Linked DNA regions of Mus musculus: region 2 is linked to region 1. Evidence: chromatin contacts called from ENCODE Hi-C or POLR2A ChIA-PET data. All regions are on one chromosome and are shown on one strand. Each heading gives the region's core, a stretch centred on a gene start or an enhancer-like site at or near the end of the contact. The rest is flanking DNA. Distances are from core to core; before and after follow the strand shown. Region 1 overlaps Palm (paralemmin). Region 2 holds the start of Ptbp1 (polypyrimidine tract binding protein 1).

What was found. Hi-C counts contacts between places; a loop is a spot of excess contacts on that map. ChIA-PET counts read pairs that join two places held with the same protein, here RNA polymerase II (POLR2A).
Region 2: POLR2A ChIA-PET joins it to region 1 with 31 read pairs in Patski. The contact joins the promoter of Ptbp1 here to the enhancer-like site in region 1. A Hi-C loop is called at or near these places in 1 of 37 maps with a recorded cell type or tissue (gastrocnemius). POLR2A ChIA-PET finds 5 or more read pairs at or near these places in 3 of 5 experiments (Patski and embryonic stem cell).

What each region holds. Positions count from the first base shown.
Region 1 is chr10:79,800,071-79,804,953 of GRCm38, forward strand. The region is part of intron 1 of Palm (paralemmin); the gene reads left to right. It overlaps Gm40713 (a long non-coding RNA gene), which reads right to left. Exons shown (of 4, transcript XR_871867.3): 2 at 1,854-2,412; 3 at 507-737. Among named protein-coding and RNA genes, the nearest start is that of Gm40713, 4.5 kb to the right of the region's middle. Within about 2 kb of position 2,794, at least 3 of the 3 ENCODE cell types and tissues checked have a DNase peak (open chromatin) inside an H3K27ac peak, as active enhancers do; they include gastrocnemius, where a contact is called at or near this core.
Region 2 is chr10:79,851,661-79,856,543 of GRCm38, forward strand. It overlaps Ptbp1 (polypyrimidine tract binding protein 1), which reads left to right and starts at 2,772. Exons shown (of 14, transcript NM_001077363.2): 1 at 2,772-3,061; 2 at 4,844-4,874. The coding sequence starts at 3,054. It overlaps E130317F20Rik (RIKEN cDNA E130317F20 gene), which reads right to left and starts at 3,311. Exons shown (of 1, transcript NR_029447.1): 1 at 1-3,311.

The sequences.
Region 1 (4,883 bases), core at 1,544-4,043:
CTTGGTCCCAAAAGTGGTTTTTAGTCTGAAATGAACTTCTGGACTGGAAGTCTAAAAATCTCTAAATCTGAATCTCTTTTTCTCCCCACCCTCCTTGAGATGGGCTAGCCTGGGGCACACACATACACCGCCTCCTGCTGCCTCAGCCTCCTGAGTGCTAGGGAACCAGGGTGTGCATCAAAGCTGGATTAAAATCCGAAACCTGGGTCCTGCAGGGATGGCTCAGGGGTTAAGAGCAAGTACTCTTCTCCCAGAGGACTTGGGTTTTGTTCCCAGCCTCTACCTTAGGCAGCTCACAGGTCCCTGCAACCTTGGTCCCACAGGCAACTCACAGGTCCCTGCAACCTTGGTCCCACAGGCAGCTCACAGGTCCCTGCAACCTTGGTCCCACAAGATCTAGTGCCTCAGCCAGCCAGCAGCTGCACACACGTGGTGCACATACGCTCATACAAGCACACACAGAAACGTAAGAAACCGCGCTGCATTTTAAATGGAACATTTTGCACCTGGCCCTGCGGTGGTCCCTCCTGAAGCAGGTCGAGTATGCAGCATGCAGTGCTTCTGGGGCTGAGGTCCCTTGGAGAGGCCACTCTCCTGGCATCGCATGAACCCTGGGCTCCATTCCCAGCATCACAGAAAGCAGGCATGGATGGGACACAGGCAGGAGGGTCAGGAATTCCCGGTCATCCTTGGCTTCGTACAAAGTCCAGCTGTGCCCTGGGTTACCCGAGACCCTGCTGCAGAGAAAAGATGGCGTTCTGTGTATACCTGAATCAACTGCATTTTGTGTTAAGTTGGTCCCTTTCCATTTCCTGTAAAGGGACATTAACCTACATATTGATGCAACGTATTTGACCATAACGTATCTGCTCTCCAGCGGTGGTTCTCCACCCACGGGTCACAGCCCCACAAGCCTCTCACAGGAGTCACCTAAGACCATGGGAAAACGCAGATGCCCACATTCCTAACAGTACTGAAATTACAGTTATGAAGTAACTATGAAATAAGTTTATGATTGGGGTCACCCAACCCCCACCCAACATGCGGGACCGTATGAAAGTGTTGCAGTAGCAGGAAGGTTGAGACCCACCGCGCCACAACACCCCACTACCCCAAAATGAAGCTCCCACCGGCAGCAGTCACTCCACCCTAGGTCTTCAGCTTCCAGTCTCCGGATGGAGCCCCACACTGTGCAGGGGTGCGGCCGCTCCTGTCGTTCCGTCACTCCGTGCCGTGACATATGCTGAAGCTTTGCGCTTTTTGTTCTTTTTTTTTTTTTAAGATTTATTTATTTTATGTATGTGAGTACACTGTAGCTGAACAGATGGTTGTGAACCTTCATGTGGTTGTTGGGAATTGAATTTTTAGGACCCCTGCTCACTCCTCACTCCAGTCAACTCCGTTCGCTCCAGCCCAAAGATTTATTTATTATTATACATTGTAGCTGTCTTCAGACACGTCAGAAAAGGGCGTCAGATCTCATTACGGTTGGTTGTGAGCCACCATGTAGTTGCTGGGATTTGAACTCAGGACCTTCAGAAGAGCAGTCAGTGCTCTTACCCGCTGAGCCATTTTGCCAGCCTGCTCTTTTTGTTCTTATGGGACACAAAAAATGATGAAGTGTCATGAGTCATGGAGGTTAGGGCTAAGGAGTGTTTGAGCTGAGAATTAAGATGGTCAGGGGTGGCCTGGGTGAGATCTGGGGGAGGCAGAATGGCAAGCACCAAGGTTCAGGGGACACAGCAGGCTCCAGATGTTTGAGGATCGCTCCTGGAAGTGTTGGGGGGGGGGGGGAACGACGTGTCTGTGGAAACTGATCTCTGCATTAGAATATGCCTGAGTTTTCATTTCACCTGTGAGGATCCAGGGCAGGGTCCAGCTTCTCATCCAACCACAGGTTAGTGGCCAAAGTCTCCATTCCCCTGGCATGGGCCTGCCCTGCTGGGAGATGACTGAGTCTCCCCTCCAGCCTGAGGAGACTCCCTGCAGAGCTCCCTGGGGGAAGAGGCTGTGCCCAGCTTATCTTGGGGGATGGAAAGGCTGGAGCTGATGAAAAGAAGGGAAAGCCAGCCTAAGGGATAGGGTTAGGTTAGGGTTTAGAGCCTGGGGTGGTGGTGGTGGTGGTTTGCGTGTTTCTAAATGTGTCAAATAGTAAGAGCCCAGGAGACACGGGGTGCTCCGAGGGGAGGGGGTGCCAGACAGGTGGATTGGGCAACCCCACACTGGAGGCTTCAGTGGGGGAAGGGCTGCCCTGTCAGTCCCCACTCATCACCGCCCCCTCCCCTCCCGGCCAAGGTTACCATCAGCGCTTTCCTTTCATTTAGCTTCAGGAATGTTCTGGGCACTGGGCTCCATGCCTGACCAGCTTGATCCCTCTCATTGCTGCCCTGCCGGACACTGGAGCTGCCCAGGCTGTGGAAGGAGAAGCATGGTCAACACCCCCTGTGCCCCTCCCCCACCCCATCCCTGCCTGAGCCGCCCTGGCCGCTGGGTGACCTTGGGCCTGTTGCATAACCTCTCTGGGCCTTGCAAAAACAAAACTGGAAGCCAAGGCTTGGGCTGGGCTGTCACTGGCTTCCCATTATCTCATCTGGAGCTGAATTATCTCAGGAGCTGGGAGATGAGGCCCTCCCTGGTCCTCAACCGCCCACACAAAGCAGCAAAGGAGCCCAGATCCCCCACTGGGTGCCCGAAAATAATCCCCAGAAGGTGCGACTCCTTGAGTGGCAGGCTGAATGGGCATGGGGTGCTCCGAGCTGGTGCCCACTGTCTCCATCTCCAGAGGCACCAGGACAGGCTCAGCAGAGACCACAAGTCACCTGGCTGGGGACACACAGCTGGCAGCACGCCATCTGTCTCACTAAAACTAAATGTCAGCTTCTCCATGCTTATACAAGACCTTTGTAGATATGGCCTCTATTTGGTGTTTCCCAGCCCCTACCCCAATCCAAAGGTCATCCCACGGGGGTTTCTCGCAGGGTGTGTGTAGCCCAGGCTGGCCTCAAGCTTACTGAAAGTTCCCTTGCTTAGCCTCCCAAGCACAGGGATGGTAGACATCCGCCACTGTGCCCCGCTCTATTTGCACACACACACACATATAAAATAAAACCTTTTTTGTTTTGGTTTGGTTTGTTTTTTGAGACATTGTTTCTCTTTCCCAGAACTTGCTCTGTAGACCAAGCTGGTCTCGAACTCAGAGATTTGCCTGCCTCTGGGGTGCTGGGATTAAAGGCTTTTGCCACTATGTCCCTGCTTATTTTTATTTTTATTTTTGGAGATAAGAGTCCCACATAGCCCAGGCTGCTTCCCAGCTCTCTGTGTAACTAGGGATGACCTTGAACTGACTCCCGGAACCCCATCCTCCTGAATGCGGGGATGACCTGGGCCTCTTACATGTTTGGAGCAACTCCCACCATCTCTACCTCAGCCCCAAAGTCTCTTTTCACTCTGTATTTTGATACCGGGTCACACCAAGTTTTTCAGGCTGGCTTTGAACTCACTATCCTCCTGCCTCAGTGTGTCTATTGCTGAAATCACAGGCTGCGCCTGTAGATATGATTTGGGCTTAATGATTTGCATATTTCTTCCCTCTTAACCTTCATTGCCTTGTCCGGACCCTTTCTAGGGAGATGTGTGGGCACGCCAAAACCAAAATAGGAGTAAAACGCCCTCTCCCCGCACCCCTTAAAGCTACTGGATGTCTCGCAGCCCCCTAGCACTGGGCCGGGGGTGGATGCTCAGCGCAGGCTCCACCTCCACACTCGGGGCCTCGCGTTGCCATGGGGACAGCGAGGTTGCCAGGGCGACCGCCTCCCGCGGGCCCGCCATCCACCGTGGCAGTGGCGCCTGGGGGTGGGGAGGGGTGCGCAGGGAGGGCTCAGCTGCGCGCACTGTACTTGTGACCAAGCAGCGACAATATGGAAAAGGAAGGGACTGAGGGATGGAAGTTGTCTTCTTGGGACATTGCCTCTATGTCGGCTGGCTGTGTCCGCTTGACTTTCATCAGGCCCTGGACTGGGGACAGGCCGTCCAGCTGAGGACACTGACGGCTTTGTTGTCTCACCCGCCCACAGCTGTCCCTATGTCCCGCCTGTGGCCACCTGATTCTTTGATGGGGGGAGTTAGACACTGGGTGGGTAGTTCAGCGTGGCCCTTCTTCCCGAGGGTCTTTAATCTTTTCAATTTTATATTATATGTAAGTACACTGTAGCTGTCTTCAGACACTCCAGAAGAGGCCGTTAGATCTCACTACAGATGCTTAGGAACCACCATGTGGTTGCTGAGAATTGAACTCCGGACCTCTGGAAGAGCAGTCAGTGCTCTTAACTGCTGAGCCATCTCTTTAGCCCCTGGATTTTATTTTTAAACAGTCTCACTATGTAGCTCTAGGAACTCACTATGTAGCCGCCTGCTGCCTCCCAGGTCCTGGGGTTAAGAGATGGCCTTGGGGCCGGGCGTGGTGGCGCACGCCTTTAATCCCAGCACTCGGGAGGCAGAGGCAGGCGAATTTCTGAGTTCGAGGCCAGCCTGGTCTACAGAGTGAGTTCCAGGACAGCCAGGGCTATAAAGAGAAACCCTGTCTCGAAAAAAAAAAAAGAGATGGCCTTGGAGAAGGCCTTCTCACCTCTGCGCTCTTCCTAGAAGGACAAAGGAGGGAGTGCTGAGTGACCTCTGCCTGCACAGCAGCCCCTCTGTGTCTAGCCCCTCTGCACACAGCATTCCACCTTGAGAGAACTCAGCAGGCGGCTCCCAGGAGATGCAAAGGCCTGGGTGTAGGGAGGTAGGGAGACCCGGGACCCAGGCAAGTTGGCCACACCAGACCCAGACTTCTCACTGGATGATGTGAGTGAAGGAGAGAGGCAGGGTTGGGTTGTTGTTATGAG
Region 2 (4,883 bases), core at 1,522-4,021, 52 kb after region 1:
GCTCTGAGGGCCCCTCTTCCCTGCCTCCATCTCCTCCTACAGGGGAGTATCACTTTCCCTGGTAACAAGCAGGCTAGTGTGCCTCTCAGACAAAGGCCAGGTGAGCTGTCCCTCCTCACCTCAATCATTCATGAGCAGCAGCTGGCAAGGCTGAGGTGGGCGCTGGGCAGGCTGGAGACAAAGTCAGGCCAACCATGTGGAAGAGCTAAACAATGCAGTGTCTTCCCCAACAGGTGTTCTGCAGAGACAGGGAGGCAGTAAAAATGACTGCTCACTAAACCATGGTTCTCTCCCAAAAGCCAGCCCACTTGAGGACATTTGGGGTGCAGGCTTCCTAAGCCATTCGCAACCTTGAGATGGGTTACTGTGACCAGCGATGGTTGGGGCCCTGGGCGTGATCAGTGAGCAGCAAACACGGGTCTAGTTGGGCGGGGTGGGAGTGAGCTCCAGCCCTAGCACCACAAAGGTTCTTTGTAGATGCAGTTCAGGGTCCCGAAACTGAAATTATCCAGGCCGGATTTAGTAGGAGACAGTCTGAAGACAGAAGCACACACAGGGACTCTGTCACAAGTCCCGGACACTTGGAGCTCCAGAATCTGGGAGACAGAAAAGGCACTTCCTGTGCAAAGCCCGGCCTCAGACTTCTGGGCTCCAGATGCAAGGCTCACATCTGTGACGTTAGAGGCAGTCCATTGTGGGCGCTGCATCACAGCAGCAACACAGAACATTAATCGTTTTTAAAATATGCTCTGGCAGCTTTGAAAAAGGAAGCCAGGATCTCCTGTGTGCTGGGCCAGTGTCCTAATGCTGAGCCATACTCCCAGCCCCTAACTGAGGCATTCTAGGCTGGGGCTCCACCCCTGAGCTACACTCAACTCATTGGGGAATTCTAGGCTGGGGTTCCACCCCGGAGACACACCCCTAGGCCCTCTTTGGGGGGTTCAAAGCAGAGGTTCCCCCTCCCCCTGCCCTCTTTACTATGTTGACCAACCTGGTCTTGAACTCACTCTGGCTAGGCATAGAGGCACAGACCTGTCATTTCACCACAGGATTCGGAAACAGGACAATCACTGCTGGCCAGTCTGAGATATGAATTCCAGGACAATCTGGGTCACAAAGTTGAGAATTTGTCTCAAAAACAATTCTAGCTGGGCATGGTGGCACACACCTTTGATTCCAGCACTCAGGAAGCAGGGGCAGTGGATCTATGTGAGGCCAGCCTCAGGCTGGGTCTCTGCAGCGCAGGGGTTGGGATTCGGAATTAAATGTTCCCCACTGGGTAATGGAGGTCTGATTCGGATCAGGAAGCAGATAAGGAATTGAAGGTGAACAAGACCATTCAGTGGTTCCGGGAAGCAAGGCGTGGTGGGGCTGGCCATTAACTCAGGAGGCAGATCTCTGGGCCTTAGAGGCCAGCAGGAGTTCGGTATAGCCAGGGCTACACACAAACCGTTTTCATAAGAAAGGTTCTGGGAGGTCTCTGAAATGGCTTTCAACAAACTCTGCTAGTGTAGACCTGTGCTTCTTGGACATGAGCAGCCTCCAACTTCACTGGCAGCCACCCGTGCAGGTTAGCTTCTGAGGGTGGGGCTCCTGCTTGGCACCAGCCACCCAGAGAACAAAAACTGGCAGCCAACCTTATCCCTGATGGTCCAGCCAGGACCTGATGGGAGTCCCAGAGGGCTCAAATCCTATGCCTTGTTGTGTGTGTGTATGTGTTTTCTAAATCCGCGAGACGGTCCTGATTAGTGATTCTGGGCCTTCAAGCTAGCTGCTGTGCCGGCTGGCTGGGGCCTGAAAGACCTCACTCCCAGCGCGGCCTCCATGGAAATCGGCAGCCGCCCCTAATCCAGGCTGGAATCCTCTGGCACCAAGCCCGCGTTGGGGCTCCAAGGCTGTTGGGCCCCTGGCCAGATCTGCAAGGAAACCAGTATAGCCGCCAGCCCCTTTGCCCCGCCTCCCACGAGCCCTGTATTACAGAAAAGGGAGGCCAGTGCTCTGGGCTCACCTCCCGTGCAGGGCGGAGGAGAAACTTTTCCCCCTTGCCTGGCTTTTTTTTTTTTTTTAGCAGATAACCAGGCAGACAAGAATCCGGATAGTTTGTGCCTTTGGGAGTCCTACCAAAGGATCTGTTTTATAGCCTGCACTAGGCCTTGGAGAACCCGTCTTGCTTTGTGATACCCCAGGACTGGAAGGCAGAATCCTGGCTGCTGGGGTGAAGGTACAAGAGGGCGGAGTTTCGTCCCTCCAGTGGATTCTGCGGCTGCTGAGTTTGTAGCCTCGTTTCCCCAGCTTTAGGCAGAACCAGCCACACTGCGGCTCCTTTCCTCGGTTTCCCCATCCCTGCGACACAGATGGAGCTTGGCTGCTGTGGGTAGACAAAAGACGGAAAGAGATGATTCACAATCTAGTCGCGACTGCGTCTATGAAGCACGTGGCCTCCACCTCGTTGCGATCTAGTCCAGGAGAAACTCGGTTGAAAGGCCAAATTCTGGCCACGTGACCACAAGCAAGCTAGGGCAATACGGGGTTTTCTGCCCGCTTCTAAGATGGCGAAGCAGCTTGCTTTACTCTCACGTTGGAGGCTAACGGCTTCCAGTGCCTGCTTGCAATATGGAGGCAACCTCCAGAATGCACGCTTCTCTGCGTCTGACCCGCCACGTACCCACTCTCAAGATGGCGTCCCACGGGTCGAACAAAGGCTCGCTCATTGGCTCAGATGGTATCACGTGCGTCTACTCATTCACTCCCTCCCCCTCCCCCACCGGCCGTTTCCGTCTTCCGTCTTGACTGACGGCCGTCCCGCCCAACAGCTGTCTGCTGTCTGGATGCGTTTCGCCCTTGGAGTAACCTTTTGACCAATAGAAGGCCCTGGCGGGGGCAGGCGGGGTTGACCACGCCCACAGACCGCAGCGGGAACCAATGAGGATCGCGCGCGGGGGACGTGTGCGGGCGTCTCCGCCATCTTGTGAGTCTATAACTCGGAGCCGTTGGGTCGGTTTCTGCTATTCCTGCGCCTCCGCTCCGTTCCCCGCGGGTCTCTTCCGTGTGCCATGGACGGGTAAGTCCTGCCGCGCCCCTCGCACGCCGCTCCGCTCACCACTCCGTCCCAGCCATCGCTGCCGCGCGCGTGGACTTTTGGCCCCCGCCGATCCCTCTAACCGCTGCAATGGGCGCGTGCGTGTGGCCTCGTTCCGCGTGGCGCGCTCGGAATCCCGGGCGTCTGAGGCCCTTAAGGAAGCCGGTTGGCTTAGGGCGACCGCACCCAGCTTTCGGCTCCCCTTAAGCCCCTCGCCCAGCGCACTTCCGGTGCCCGCGCGGTTCATCCGGAGGAACCCAGCGCCCCCCTCCCGCCCTCCGCGTGCACGCGCGCTCCCTCCGGTGAGACGCGCTCACTCGGAGCGGCTCGGCCGCTGCGATCCTTCCCGCCTGCCGTGCTCCAATCCGGCCGGCTCGCCCTGTGCCCCGAGCAATGTCGCTTCGCACGCCGCATGCGACCCCGGGTGCGCGCGCGTAGTAGGGCGCGCGCCCTGGTGCGGGCACGCGCGCGGACCTGTGCCGAACGCGCCCGCCCTTCCCGCCTGGGGGGAGGTGTCCGGAGGAGGCCTCCAGGGCCCCCCATTGGAGGGGCGGGTGGGCCAGAGTGAGGTTCAGTTCGGTCTCCGGTGTGGGCGCCGGCCTGGCATCCGTATCTCCCACATGCTTCCCGGATGCCCCCTCCACTGGCAACTTTTTGTAGTTTTCGGTTTGTTTTGGAGACCGGATCTCATTGTAGGCTGGTCTGAAAGATCTGCTTGCGCTTGCCTCTGCTTGCGTAGTGATGGGACTAAAGGCCTGCGTCACCAGGCCCCGACTTTTTTGTTGAAACTTTTTGTTTGGCTTTTGGATAAGGACTGGCCTTGAATTCCTGATTTTCCCCACCTTAACCTCCCTAGTGCTTTGAGTCACCAGGCTTAGTAAGCGGCTTTCCTTTTAACACGATTCTGAAAAGTAGTTTGGCCTAGCTTCAAGCTGAGTACCTATGGCAGTCCTCCTGCCTCAGCCTTCTAAGTGCTGAGATGACAGACAGGAGTCTCCAGTTGCCTCCTTTGAGCAACTTACCGAGGATCTTTGAGCGGGGTGTGGTGGTGCACACCTTTAATCCTGCCAGAGATAGGCAGATCGAAGTGAGTTCTAGAAGGGAGTGCAGAGAAATGTCGCAAAAGATTCTTTGAAAACAGTAAACCAAGCAGAGGGTTACACATACCCCAGCCACCACTTCTGGTGGAATCCCTTCACGAGGCAGACCCCTGAGAGCCATTTGGTAACCTGCCAGCTGTGGTAGGCTTGCTGCTGCCTGTAAGCAGGCTAGGTGTGAGGCGGCAGGGTGCAGTCACGAGGGGCTGGGGTTGATCAGTAACCTAGGGTGTATCCCGGCAGCTCTGTTGGTTTGTAAATGGTAACAAGGCCACTTTGCCTGCCATCAGCAGTGTGGCCCTGGAGGAGCTCCCAGCCCCCATCAGGAAGCACTGTCTTGGGCTGCTCCTTACCTATATTTCAGGCTCCCTGGCGTTGTAGGATGCTCAGGAGTTGAGTTTTGACCCAGGTCACTGGTATGCTTTATAAAAACTGGGCTTTTTTTCTTTCCTTTTCTTTTTTTTTTTTTCCTGTACTAAAACTGGATTTAATGTGTTGAAAGGCAGGGTCTGGGTCCTGTGTGGAAGAAGGGAGGGTCTTCAAGGACAATGATGGCCCTCTTTCAAGTTGAGACTCAATGGATGGCTCACTTCCCTGCCTTTCTAAGCCGGACTGGCAGAGGGCCCTACAGGCCACACAGTGCTGATGTCTACTTTTCTCTCCACAGCATCGTCCCAGACATAGCAGTCGGTACAAAGGTAGGTGTC